Regions from separate parts of the Homo sapiens genome. Here region 1 is linked to region 2. Evidence: chromatin loops called from intact Hi-C (ENCODE). Cell type or tissue: endothelial cell of umbilical vein. All regions are shown on one strand. Each heading gives the region's core, and the rest is flanking DNA. Links, peaks and the distances in the headings are about the cores only. Region 1 overlaps GRID2IP (Grid2 interacting protein). Region 2 holds the start of INTS15 (integrator complex subunit 15).

The links. Peaks named below come from ENCODE experiments on the same cell type or tissue, not always from the same donor. Only the 100,000 strongest peaks of a DNase experiment are listed, where the experiment ranks them.
Region 1: it touches region 2 in a loop (5-fold over the local background); 29 of 110 quality-filtered maps call a loop at or near these places.

What each region holds. Positions count from the first base shown.
Region 1 is chr7:6,512,389-6,519,400 of GRCh38, reverse strand. GRID2IP (Grid2 interacting protein) reads left to right here. Exons shown (of 22, transcript NM_001145118.2): 8 at 4,872-5,026. It overlaps LOC101927325 (a long non-coding RNA gene), which reads right to left. Exons shown (of 5, transcript XR_007060200.1): 5 at 2,366-2,995. Among named protein-coding and RNA genes, the nearest start is that of KDELR2, 32 kb to the right of the region's middle. In endothelial cell of umbilical vein, for the core only: a CTCF peak has its summit at 2,903 (motif pointing left); a DNase peak (open chromatin) is centred at 2,870.
Region 2 is chr7:6,585,471-6,592,273 of GRCh38, reverse strand. ZDHHC4 (zDHHC palmitoyltransferase 4) reads right to left here. Exons shown (of 8, transcript NM_001134389.2): 8 at 2,900-3,657. The coding sequence ends at 3,364. It overlaps INTS15 (integrator complex subunit 15), which reads right to left and starts at 2,253. Exons shown (of 6, transcript NM_024067.4): 1 at 1,799-2,253; 2 at 407-628. The coding sequence starts at 1,990. LOC124901582 (a long non-coding RNA gene) reads left to right here and starts at 2,370. Exons shown (of 2, transcript XR_007060201.1): 1 at 2,370-2,814; 2 at 3,049-3,351. RefSeq lists a silencer at 1,929-2,428 and enhancers at 2,499-2,648, 2,273-3,111. In endothelial cell of umbilical vein, for the core only: a CTCF peak has its summit at 2,328 (motif pointing left); DNase peaks (open chromatin) are centred at 1,833 and 2,253; H3K4me3 peaks cover 1,391 bases; H3K27ac peaks cover 574 bases.

The DNA of each region.
Region 1 (7,012 bases), core at 718-5,717, 74 kb after region 2:
CAAGTGATCGTCCCAAAGTGCTGCGGTTACAGGCATGAGCCACTGTACTTGGCTCTAAAGAGTCTTAAGATGTAATTCACATACTATACAATTTGCCATTTAATTATACAATTCAGTGGTTTTTAGTATATTCACAAATACGTGCAAACATCACCACGGTCCATTTTAAAACTTCATCACATCAAAAAGAAACCCAGGCCAGACACCTATAATCCCAGCACTTTGGGAGGCTGAGGCAGGAGGATCGCTTGAGCCCAGGAGTTCAAAACCAGTCTGGGCAACAGAGCAAGAAGCCATCTCTACAAAAAGAAAAAATTAGCTGGGCATGGTGGTGCGCACCTGTAGTTCCAGCTACTTGGGAGGCTGAGGCAGGAGAATCACTTGAACCCAGGAGGCAGAGATTGCAGTGAGCCAAGATCACACCACTGCTCTCCAGCCTGGGTGACAAAATGAGACTTCGTCTCAAAAAAAAACAAAAAAACAAAAAAAAACTGTGCTTGATATCATGTTTTGTGTCTAACTTATTCACCAATTACTATGTGTTTAGCTCTGTCCAATGTATATTTCATACATTGATTATAACTAAAGCCAAATTCCTTTAGATCACAGTGATGCCCAACTTTTTATTTTTGCTAGTTTCTTTTTTTTAATTTTTATTTTTTGTTTGAGATGGAGTCTTACTCTGTCATCAGGCTGGAGTACAGTGGCGTGCTCTCGGCTCACTGCAACCTCCCCCTCCTGGGTTCAAGCGATTCTCCTGCCTCAGCCTCCCGAGTAGCTGGGACTACAGGCACTCTCCACCACGCCCAGCTAATTTTTGTATTTTTAGTAGAAACAGGGTTTCACCATGTTGGCCAGGATGGTCTTGATCTCTTGACCTCGTGATCTGCCCACTTCAGCCTCCCAAAGTGCTGGGATTACAGGTGTGAGCCACGACACCCGGCCTATTTTTGCTACTTTCTTAGCCATAAAAGTGACATCCTGTTATTTTTATTTGATTTTCTTCTATTACTAATTATTTTAAGCATCTTTTAATATGCTTGTGAACTTTTTCTGGGATTTTTCTCTATAAATTACTGTTCATACCCTTTGTCCATTTTTGTTTTCTTGGACTTTTTGTCCTTGTTGACTGGCATGAAGTTTCTTGTATATTTTATTTTATTTATTTTCTGAGACAGGGTCTCACTCTGTCACCCAAGCTGGAGTGCAGTGGTGCAAACACAGCTCACTGCAGCCTCGAACTCCCAGGCTGAAGTGATCCTTGTGCCTCTGCCCCCCAGGTAGTTGGGACTACAGGCACTCGCCTACCATGCCCAGCTAATTTTTTTTTTTTTTTTAGTAGAGACAGGGTTTTGCCATGTTGCTGGTCTTGAACTCCTGGGCTCAAAAGATTTGCCCATTTTAGCCTTCCAAAGTGCTGGGATTACAGGTGTGAGCCACTGCTCCCAGCCCCTTGTATATTTTATTTTATTTATTTATTTATTTATTTATTTATTTTGAAGCAGAGTTTTGCTCTGTCGCCCAGGCTGGAGTTCAGTGGCATGATCTTGGCTCACTTCAACCTCTGCCTTCCCGGTTCAAGTGTGTCTCCTGCCTCAGCCTCCTGAGTAGCTGGGATTACAGGCGCCCACCACCATGCCTGGCTAATTTTTGTACTTTTAGTAGAGATGGGGTTTCACCATGTTGGCCAGGCTGGTCTCGAACTCCTGACTCAGGTGATCCCCCTGCCTCAGCCTGCCAAAGTGCTGGGATGACTTGTGAGCCACGACGGCTGGACACCTTTGTATATTTTAGATGCTGATTTCTCCTTGATTTTGAACATTGTAAATTTCTCTCCCATTTGTTACTTCTGTTATTAGGTCTGTTGTGTCTAATATGAATGTGTCTAAGTTGGGCTTCCTTGAATAGATAACCTTGATTTTGCATAATCAAACTCACCACATTTTTGGTCTTATAGTTTTGTGTAGGGTCCAGCCCTACAGGGCCTGTGGGTTTTTCTCTTCGTGTGCGGAGATGAGAGATCGTAGAAATAAAGACACAAGACGGCTGGGCGCGGTGGCTCATGCCTGTAATCCCAGCACCTTGGGAGGCTGAGATGGGCAGATCACGAGGTCAGGAGATCGAGACCATCCTGGCTAACATGGTGAAACCCCGTCTCTACTAAAAATACAAAAAAAAAATAGCCGGGCGTGGTGGCAGGCGCCTGTAGTCCCAGCTACTCGGGAGGCTGAGGCAGGAGAATGGTGTGAACCTGGGAGGCGGAGCTTGCAGTGAGACGAGATTGTGCCACTGCACTCCAGCCTGGGTGACAGAGCCAGACTGTCTCAAAAAAAAAAAAAAGAAAGAAAGACACAAGACAAAGAGATAGAAGAAAAGACAGCTGGGCCCGGGGGACCACTACCACCAAGACGCGGAGACCAGTAGTGGCCCCGAATGCCTGGCCGTGCTGTTATTTATTGTGTACAAGGCAAAGGGGCAGGGTATGGAGTGAGAGTCATCTCCAATGATAGGTAAGGTCATGTGAGTCACGTGTCCGCCAGACAGGGGGCCCTTCCCTATTTGGTAGCTGAGGCGGAGAGAAAGAGGGGACAGCTTACGTAATTATTTCTTCTATGCATTTTAAAGACTTTAGTACTTTCACTAATTCTGCTGCTGCTATCTAGAAGGTGGAGCCGAGTGCACAGGGCAGAACATGAATGCGGACCAGGAGCGTGACCACTGAAGCACAGCATCACAGGGACAGCGTTAGGCCTCTGGGTGGCTGCGGGCGGGCAAGCAGTGGTGGAGCAGAGTCTTCTTTAACTCCACCAGGAAAGGGAGACTCCCTTTCCCGGTCTGCTAAGCAACGGGTGCCTTCCCAGGCACTGGCGTTACCAGTAGACCAGGGAGCCCTCTAGTGGCCCTGTCCAGGCATAACGGAGGGCTCACACTCTTGTCTTTTGGTCACTTCTCACCGTGTCCCTTCAGCTCCTATCTCTGTATGGCCTGGTTTCTCCTAGGTTATAATTGTAGGACAAAGATTATTATAATATTGGAATAAACAGTAATGCTACAAACTAATTATTAATAATATTCATATACATATCTATAATCTATTTCTAGTATAACTATTCTTATTCTATGTATTTTCTTTATTATATTGGAACAGCTTGTGCCCTCGGTCTCTTGCCTTGGCATCTGGGTGGCTTGCCGCCCACAGTTTTGGCTTTTGAAATTTTAAGCTCTTCCCTGCTTCTAGGTCAAAAGATATTCTCCTACTTTATTTTTATTTATTTATTTATTTATTTTTTATTATTATTATTTTGAGACGGGGTCTTGCTCTGTCACCCAGGCTGGAGTGCAATGGCGCGATCTCAGCTCACTGCAACCTCCACCTCCCGGGTTCAAGCGATTCTGCTGCCTCAGCCTCCCGAGTAGCTGGGATTACAGGCACACACCACCACGCCTGGCTGATTTTTGTATTTTTAGTAGAGAGGGGGTTTCACCACGTTGGCCAGACTGGTCTCGAACTCCTGAGCTCGTGATCCACCCACCTCAGCCTCCCAAAGTGCTAGGATTACAGGCGTGAGCCACCACCCCCAGCCTATTTTTATTTTTGTTTATTTATTTATTTTTTTGAGACAGAGTCTCGCTCTGTGGCCCAGGATGGAGTGTAGTGGCGCAATCTTGGCTCGGTGCAACCTCCGCCTCCCCGAGCTCAGGCGAGGCGATTCTCCTGCCTCAGCCTCCTGAGTAGCTGGGATTACAGGTGCACACCAACATGCCTACCACATTTTTGTATTTTTTTGTAGAAACAGGGTTTACCATGTTGGCTAAGCTGATCTTGAGCTCCCGACCTCAGATGATTCGCCTGCCTCAGCCTCCCAAAGTGCTGGGATTATAGGCATGAGCCACCATGCCTGGCCTGCTCTATATGTTTTTTGGTTTTTTGGGTTTTTTTGAGACAGAGTCTTGCTCTGTCACCCAGGCTGGAGTGCAGTGGCGCAATCTCAGCTCACTACAACCTCCGCCTCCCAGTCTAAGCGATTCTCCTACTTCAGCCTCCTGAGTAGCTGGGACTGAGGGTACATGCCACCACGCCCAGCTAATTTTTGTATTTTTAGTAGAGAGGGGGTTTCACTATGTTGGCCAGACTGGTCTTGAACTCCCGATCTGAGGTGATCCAACCGCCTCGGCCTCCCACAGTGCTGGGATTACAGGCGTGAGCCGCCACGCCAGGCCTGCTCTGTGTGTTTTAATCTTCACAACAGCTCTATGAGGTAGATGCTATTTTTATCCCCATTTTACAAATGAGGAAACTGAGGCACAGAGAGGGTAAGTCACTTGAGAAAGGTCACTTAGCTGGTAAGTGGCAGAGCTGAGATTGGAGTCTGGCTACCCTATCCCTGGAGCCTGCCTTCCTGCCCACTTCTCTCTCTCTCTCTTTTTCTTTTCTTTTTTTTTTTTTTTGAGTTGGAGTCTCACTCTGTCTCCCAGGCTGGAGTGCAGTGACACGATCTCAGCTCACTGCAACCTCCACTTCCCAGGCTCAAGCAATTCTCCTGCCTCAGCCTCCCGAGTAGCTGGGATTACAGGTGTGCACCACCACACCTGACTAATTTTTATACTTTCAGTAGAGACGGCCTTTCACCATGTTGGCTGGGCTGGTCTCGAACTCCTGACCTCAAATGATCCACCTGCCTCGGCCTCTCAAAGTGCTGGGATTACAGGCGTGAGCCACTGTGCCCGGCCCCCACTTCTGTCTTTGAAGGGTAGGGATAGGGCATGAGGGCAGACGCTGTGGCTTGGAAGTGCCGTCTTGTCTACCCCCACTCTGTGCATCATGGTAAGCCCGTGAGTATTGAGCCTCACATTCCTGCACCTTCCCCCAGGAACATCGACACCCTCATCGTTGACGTCTACCCTGTGCTGGACACCCCTGCCAAGCAGGTCCTGTGGCAGTTCATCTACCAGCTGCTGACCTATGAGGAGCAGGAGCTCTGTCAGGAGAAAATCGCATGCTTCCTGGGCTACACGGCCATGACAGGTAAGCGTCCTCTCCCCTGCCACTTCCCTGCCTGCAGCTGCTGACTGTCCAGCTCACCAGGTGAACAGACAGACACCTGTTCTCACATGTGAAGGTGTTTGTTTGCTTGTTTGTTTGTTTTGAAATGGAGTCTCACTCTTGTGCCCCAGGCTGGAGTGCAATGGCACGATCTTGGCTCACTGCAACCTCCGCCTCCCAAGTTCAAGCGATTCTCCTGCGTCAGCCTCCCGAGTAGCTGGGACTAAAGGCGCATGTCACTACGCCCAGCTATTCTTTTGTGTTTTTAGTAGAGAAGAGGTTTCACCATGTTAACCATGATGGTCTCTATCTCCTGACCTCATGATCCACCCACCTCGGCCTCCCAAAGCACTGGGATTACAGGTGTGAGCCACCACGCCCAGCCTTTTTTTTTTTTTTTTTTTTTTTTGAGACGGAGTCTTGCTCTGTCGCCCAGGCTGGAGTGTCGTGGTGCCATCATGGCTCACCGCAGCCTCAACCTCCTGGGCTCAAGTGATCCTCCCACTCCGGCCTCCCAAAGCACAGGGATTACAGGTGTGAGCCACTGCATCTGGCCTCACCTATGAGGTCTTACAGCCGATTTGGGCCCCTCCCACATAGAAGTGTCCACAGCCATGCACGTACACACCCAATACACCAGGGCTAGGCCCACACGTGGCCCCACGGACGCGCCTTCCCAGCGTGACCTTTATGCAGCATATACAACATAACCTGAGACTTTAGACACTGCACCTAACCACCTGCAGTCTCAGTTTTTGCACCCACAAAATGGAAGTGGTCTCAGTGGCTGCGCTCTGTACTCTGAGAAGTGGAACTTGTGAGAAGGAACTCGTGTAAGGCTGGACGTGGTGGCTCACACCTATAATCCCAGCATTTTAGGAGACTGAGGTGGAAGCATCACTTGAGCTCAGGAGCTCAAGATTAGCCTGGGCAACATAGCAAGAGCCTGTCTCTACCAAAAAAAAAAAAAGTTTTAATTTAGCCAGGTGTGATGCACACCTGTAGTCCCGGCTACTTAGGAGGCTGAGGTGGGAAGATGGCTTGAGTGCAGGAGATCAAGGCTGCAGTGAGCTATGATCAAGCTACTGCCTCCAGAAAAAAAAAAAGGAAAGAAAAAAAGAAAAAAGAAAGAAACTCACGTGGTTGCCAGACATGCCAACACCACCACCAGGATCATGAGCACACGACCACATCCCACCTGGCTGGTGGGCTCCCAGTGTACTCTTTCTTGCACACACACAGGCCTGCAGTGCCATGTGTGGCTGCCACCTGTCTGTTCAGCGTGCCCTCCGAATGCCCACAAACCCCTGCACTCAGCATGCAGGTCATGTGGATGGAAGGTGTGCCGAAGCCTGTGTTCTACCCTGTTCTAGGCATCCTGCACCTGCTATGAAAGCCGCTGCAGGTGCAGTGGTTCACTCTTGTAATCCCAGCACTTTGGTAGGCTGAGGTGGGTGGATCACTTGAGGTCAGGAGTTCCAAGTCCAGCTTGGGCAACACAACAAGACCCCCATATATTCAAAATATTTAAAAATCAGCCAGGGGTGGCCGTGCGCGGTGACTCACGTCTGTAATCCCAGCACTTTGTGGAGCTGAGGCAGGCCAATCACGTGAGGTCAGGAGTTCGAGACAAGCCTGGCCAACATGGGGAAACCTCATCTGTACTAAAAATACAAAAATAAGCCAGGTGTGGTGGTACGCAGTTGTAATTCCAACTACTCGGGAGGCTGAGGCAGGAGAATTGCTTGAACCTGGGAGACGGAGGTTGCAGTGAGCTGAGATCGCACCACTACACTCCAACCTGGGCAACACGGTGAGACTCCATCTCAAAGAAAAAAAAAATAAAAAATTAGCCAGGCGTGGTGGTATGCACCTGTAGTCCCAGCTACTTGGGAGGATGAGGTGGGAGGAGCACTTGAGCTCAGGAGTTGGAGACCAGCCTGGGCAACATAGCAAAAAAATTTGAAA
Region 2 (6,803 bases), core at 1-5,000:
ATTTAAACAAACAAACAAAAAACACTCCAGAAATCTAATTAAATGAGAATTCCGAACAGCAAAATCATCTTCAGAGACTCTCAGGGGAGACTCTTTTTTTTTTGAGACGGAGTCTTGCTCTGTCACCCAGGCTGGAGTGCAATGGCACCATCTCAGCTCACTGCAACCTCTGCCTCCCGGGTTCATGTGATTCTCCTGCCTCAGCCTCCTGAGTAGCTGGGGTTACAGGTATGCAACACCATGCCCGGCTAATTTTGTATTTTTAGTAGAGACATGATTTCGCCATGTTGGTCAGGCTGGTCTTGAACCCCTGACCTCAAGTGATCCGCCCACCTCAGCTTCCCAAAGTGCTGGGATTACAGGCATGAGCCACCGCACCCGGCCGAGGGTCTCTCTTGAGCAGTACCTGAAGCCAGGAGGCAGCACACTCCAACACCGGGATTCGACACACAGCCACCGCCATGGAGACCAGTTTTCCCAACAAGCTCATCCGGCTGTCATCGGCTTTGTTCCCTTGAGGGCTGAAAAGGGATGAAAAAATAATCTGCCGAACAGAGTCCTTGGTTTGCTCCTGGAAATAATTGCACATGATTTCAAGAAGTTGAAGCTCCTGAAGGGAATTCAGTCTCTGCAAAAGAAATCCCGGAAAAGCGTTAAGAAATGTGGCTGTAACGTACTTATTAACTCATACATTAAGAAAACAGGAAATAGACTGGGCGCGGTGGCTCATGCCTGTAATCCCAGCACTTTGGGAGGCCAAGGTGGGCGAATCACGAGGTCAAGAGTTCGAGACCAGCCTGGCCAACATGGTGAAACCCCATCTCTACTAAAAATACAACAATTAGCCGGCATGGTGGCGCGCACCTGTAATCCCAGCTACTCGGGAGGCTTAGGCAGGAATCTCGCTTGAACCTGGGAGGCGGAGGTTGCAGTGAGCCGAGATCGCACCACTGCACTCCAGCCTGGTGACAGAGTGAGACTCCGTCTCAAAAAAAAAAAAAAAAAGAAAAACAGGAAATAACAGTATTTTCCCGTAGAACTTTTCGCCCTTCGTAAAGTTCCCGTAGAACTTTTCGCCCTTCGTAAAGCTCAGGTCTCAGGGAGATCTTTGCTGTTGATCTTAGAAAAAAGTCATATAGGCCAGGCGTTGTGGCTCACGCCTGTAATTCCAACACTTTGGAGGCCAAGGAGAGAGAATCTTGAGCCCAGGAGTTTGAGACCAGCCTGGGTAACACAGGGAGGCCCCATCTCTACAAAACATTCAAAAATTAGCTGGGCATGGTGGTGCACGCCTGGAGTCCCAGCTACTCAGAAGGATGAGGCGGGAGGATTACTTGAGCCCAGGAGTTCAAGGTTGTAGTGAGCTGTGATTGCACCACTGCACTCCTGCCTGGGCAACGTAGTGAAACCTTGTCTCGAAAAAAAAAAAGGCAGAGAAAGAAAAAAAAAAGAAAAAGATGTAAGAAGAAAGCCATACAGATCATTATACATCCTCCTGGAGGGTTCAGGATGAGCCTTTCGGTAACAGCCCAACAGACCTCTAGGGAGCGGGCAGTCGCCAGTTTGTCCCTTTAACACCAAGACTCGGCTGTCACACGCCCCGCAGACTGGACAGGCAGCTGAGCAACACTGCAGGACCCGGAGAAGGGTTTGGGGGCTGCTGCAGGAGCGAGGCCGAGCGCGAGCGCGGGGATCCTGGACATGGGGCGCCCGCGGCTTGACACAGCCCTGCATCGCTGGGGAAAAGGCCCGCCCGCCCGCCTGCGGGGCCCGGGAACCCGACCGTCTCAGGCCGCACCTTGGGCTGCGCGCTGCGCTCCTTGGGCACCTGGAACACGAACTCCTCCAGCAGCTCCACGGGGCCCTTGTCCACGATGGGCAGCGGCGCGCTCTGCAGCTGGCTGCTGAAGTAGATGTCCAGGTGGTACAACACCTCCTTGGCGGCGCTCAGCGCATCGCGGCGCAGCAGCGAGTGGCGGATGTCGCTCATGGTGCGGCCGCCGCGGCCCCCGCGCCGAGCGCGTCTCACTTCCGCCCGGGGCCCGGGACTGCGCCGCTACCCGTGGAAACAAAGAGGCGCGACCCGGGCCTGGGCTGCGGCACCCGCCCGCTTGCCCGCCTGCCGCCGCCTGCTCCCTGCCTGCTCAGGGGGCCATCGCTGCTGCCGCCGGCCAGCAGGCGCCCGAAGGTCCGACTGCGGCGCCGCCAGGAGCCGCCGGGAGCTGCCGCCGCGCAGCCGAACAGCGGCCGAATGCCGGGCACGGAGACGGCGGCCCGCAGGGGCCAAGCGCAGGCCGCGGCCTAGGCGCGCTCTCCGGAGGGCGCCCCCTGGCGGCGCGAGCGGTGAGGGGCGCGCCGCGGTCCCAGGTGGACCCCGCCCCCGGAGCCCGCCCAACCGCCGGTGCAGGCCCGCTCCGTCCTTGCCCAGGCTCCCTCGCGGGCTGTGCGTCGCGTTCAGAGCTGCCGCTGGTTGATTTCACGGTGCTTTCCACCAGCAAGAATTGGGGGTGGTGCCGGGCTTTGGCTTCGGCCAGCGGACTTGGGTTCCCTGGCCGCCCCAGCTACCCGTCTTCACGTTTCCATCTGTTCTCAGCTGGGGGGTACGGGGGAAGATGGCTGGAAGGCCCCCTGCCCCTGACTCCCACTTCCCAGCCTCTCTGACTGCGGGCTCCTTGGCCTAGCAAGGTGCAGAACACCTGCCACCTGCACCTGAGAGCCCTCCCACTCCAAAGACCTTCCGCACCAAGACCTCGTTTCTGGCAGTCATGTCTCCTCTGAAATAGGTGGCAGTTCACTTTCACAATTTTTAAACTGGTGAGAAAGGACTTGAATGTGGCTAGAGGAGGGCAGGCCGGAGGCCACACATGCAGGAAGGTGCCTGATGTACAAGCCCATACTGGCCGGAAGGCAGGCCTGGGTGAGGACACTCTGTTGTTGAGATGAAAATCCCCTGGGGGAGAGAGGAGAATAGAGGGGGCATAAAAGAGAGCACAGCCAGGCACAACGCGCAGGCGCTGAGTCAATGAGACCCTCCTGCACATCACACAGGTCAGAGACACGGCCGCAAGCCCCTCCTGTCCACATGCCCAGAGTTTAGAGACACCAAGGTCTCAGCATCACCTAGAACCTCTGAGAAGTCATCTCTTGATCCCCTTGACACCAGGACTTCAGAGATGCCCGGTTTCAAAAGAAGACAAGCAAGGGGGATTCCTCAGTCAACACCCATTTTCCCCTCTCTCCCTTGCCCACCGAAAGTGATTTATAAGCACAGCAGAAATCAAAACAAACAAGCCATGCTTGGAAAACGAGGATCCACATGTGTAAATAAACGGGAACTACAGCTCAAAGGCAGTCATACACTTGTCATTCTTGTTTCTTCCTCTCATGACATGGAAAGGCAGGTAGAAAGATCTCTTGAAGGTTGCTCCGAAGCCCATGGGAGTGAATGTTCCGGTGGACTTGGGGCTCTGCTGACGGAGGCCAGGCCACAAGGGGACAACGCTGGCACCAGGCCCAGTCACCTCTGTACCACTCGTTAGTAGTCTGGTTGGTGGCCGCCAGATACAGGACAAACAACAGGTAGCCACCCAGGAGGAAGCTCAGAACCACGACAAAGCCCAGCATGAAGACAATCCGTGGAAAAGTCAGGAACAGGTACTAGGAGCAGAGAAAAGGTAGTGCTTTAGGCAGCTGGACTGTGACATCCATGAGAGTGAACACTGGCCAACCCTGGGCCTGCCACAGCCACCAGCGCTGCTTCCTCAGCCCACCTACTTGTGTCCAGATGTGACAAACTGAACATAAACAGCACTGAGAAGCAGCCCAGAATAATCCCAGTACATACAAGAGTTTCCTGTGGGATGAATGAAGTGTTCACACTGAAGGAAAAGGGAAAGTTTACTTAGGAAATGTGCTATTCCAGTTAGCTATTTATAAAATAAATGCAGACTTCATTCATCAATATAAAATCCAGATGGACAAAAGAGATCAATGTCTTTCTTAAAACAATACAACCCCAAAAATAGATGTACAAGGATATTCGTTGTATCATTGATTTTATCAGCCCCTCTTCCGAAGTTTTTTTCCTTTTCTTAATAAATAGAAACAGGGGCCGGGCGCAATGGCTCACGCCTATAATCCCAGCATTTTGGGAGGCCGAGGCGGGCAGATCACTTGAGGTCAGGAGTTTGACACCAGCCTGGCCAACATGGTGAAACCCTTCTCTACTAAAAATACAAAAGTTAGCCGGGTGTGGTGGCACAAGCCTGTAATCCCAGCTACTCAAGAGGCTGAGGCAGAAGAATTGCTTCAACCCGGGCGGTGAAGGTTACAGTGAGCTGAGATTGTGCAACTGCACTCCAGCCTAGGCGACAGAGCAAGACTCCATCTAAAAATAAATAAATAAATAAATAAATCAATAGAAACAGGGTCTTGCTATGTTGCCCAGGCTGCTTTCAAACTCCTGGCCTTGAGTGATCCTCCTGCCTTGACCTCCCAAATTGTTGGGATTACAGGCGTGAGCCACTGTGCCTGGCCAAGAAACAAGTTAAATGTCCATCCGTCAGGAAGGGTAAACTCTGGGATGGTCACACAATGGGAAAACGAGGAGCCATGAAAAATGATGTCAATTTCTATGTACTGATTGTGAAAAGACTTAATATATTGACTAATGAGAAAGGCAAGATGTAAGGATTACACTGTCATCTTGTTTGGGTAAAAACAAAACTGACTCCGTAAATGGTATATGACCATAGGAACTGCGCTGCTTAAAGTTTTGTAAGTTATTTTTGTAATAAGCAAAATGAAGAATTTAGAAAGTTTAATATTTTTGAAAGTCACAAGAAAAGAGAACATTTAACAAAACTCCTGATGGAGGAGACTTTCTTGTTGAAGTTACAAAGAAAAGAAATTTGATGAGAAAGAATGTCTGAACTTTTCTATACCAAAAAACCCCAAAAAACCCAAAACCCCATTCCCAAGATCCAAAAGATCCACAAACAAAAAAACAGTATAACAAAAGATTAACCGTCATTATTATATAAAGACCTCAAATCAAAAGTGATTCTGGGCCAGTCATGGTGGCTCACACCTGTAATCCCAGCACTTTGGGAGGCCAAGGTGGGAGCATTTGAGCCCAGGAGGTCCAGGTCATAGTGAGCTGTGATGGTACCACTGCACTCCAGCCTAGGTGACAGAGTGAGACTCTGTCTCAAAAAAAAAAAAAAGTTACCATATGACCCAGCAGTGCCACTTCTAGGTGGAATGTACCCAAGAGAAATATAAACATAAAACATAAAAACATAAACATAAAACATGTTTTATAAACATAAAAACCTATGTCCACACAAAAAACTTGTACATGAATGTTCACAGCAGTATTACTCAAAAATAGCCAAAAGTGAAAACACCAAAATGTCCATCAACTGATGAACAAATAATTAAAATTCAGTCTATCCATACAGCGGAATACTATTCAGCCATAAAAAAGAATGAAGTAAGGCCGGGCACGGGGTTTCATGCCTGTAATCCCAGCACTTTGGGAGGCCGAGGCGGGTGGATCACTTGAGGTCAGGAGTTCAAGACCAGCCTGGCCAACATGGTAAAACCCCTTCTCTGCTAAAATTACAAAAATTAGCCAGGCGTGGTGGCTCATGCCTGTAATCCCAGCTACACGGGAGACTGAGGCAGGAGAATTGCTTGAACCTGAGAGGCAGAGGTTGCAGTGAGCCAAGATCACACCATTGCACTCCAGCCTGGGCAACAAGAGCGAGACTCCATCCCAAATAAACAAAAGGAATGAAGTAGATTCGTGCTACATGAATTAACCCTGAAAACCTTGTGCCACAAGAAAGAAGCCAGTGGAAAAGACCATATATTGCATGATTCCATTTATATGAAGTGTCCAGAAAAGGCCTATCCCGAAAGACAGAAAGTAGATTAGTGATTACCTGGGTCTGGGGGAGGAGGGAATGGGGAGTGTTTCCTTTTGGGGATGATGAAATGTTCTGAAATTAGATAGTAGTGAGGGCTGAACAAGTCTGTGAATATACTTATACCACTGTGGGATACTTTAAAGGGTGAATTTTATGATATGTGAATTTTTTTTTTTTTTGAGATGGAGTTTCTCTCTTTCGCTCTTGTTGCCCAGGCTGGAGTGCAATGGCACGATCTTGGCTCACTGCAACCTCCGCCTCCCAGGTTCAAGTGATTCTCCTGCCTCGGCCTCCCGAGTAGCTGGGACTACAGATGCTGGCCACCATGCCTGGCTAACTTTTTTGTATTTTTAGTAGAGACGAGGTTTTACCACATTGGCCAGGCTGGTCTTGAACTCCTGACCTCAGGTGATCCACCCACCTTGGCCTCCCAAAGTGCTGGGATTACAGCTGTGAGCCACCATGCCTGGCCCAATATGTGAATTTTATATCAGTTTAGAAAAAGGAAAAACTTCACGTTTGTTTGTTAGTTTCTGAGACAGGGTCTTGCTCTGTCACCCAGGCTGGAGTGCAGTGGTGCAATCTCAGCTCACTGCAACCTCTCCCTCCCGGGTTCAAGCAATTTTTGTGCCTCAGCCTCCCAAGTAGCTAGAACAATGGGCATGTGCCACCACACCCAGCTAATTTTTTTGTATTTTAGTAGAGATGGGGTTTCACCATGTTGCCCAGGCTGGTCTCAAGCTCCTGAGCTCAGGCAATCTGCTTGTCTTAGCTTCTCAAAGTGCTAGGATTACAGGCATGAGCCACTGCACCCGGCCCTGGCTCATTTTTGTATTTTTTGTAGAGACAAGGTCTCTACAGGAGACCAGT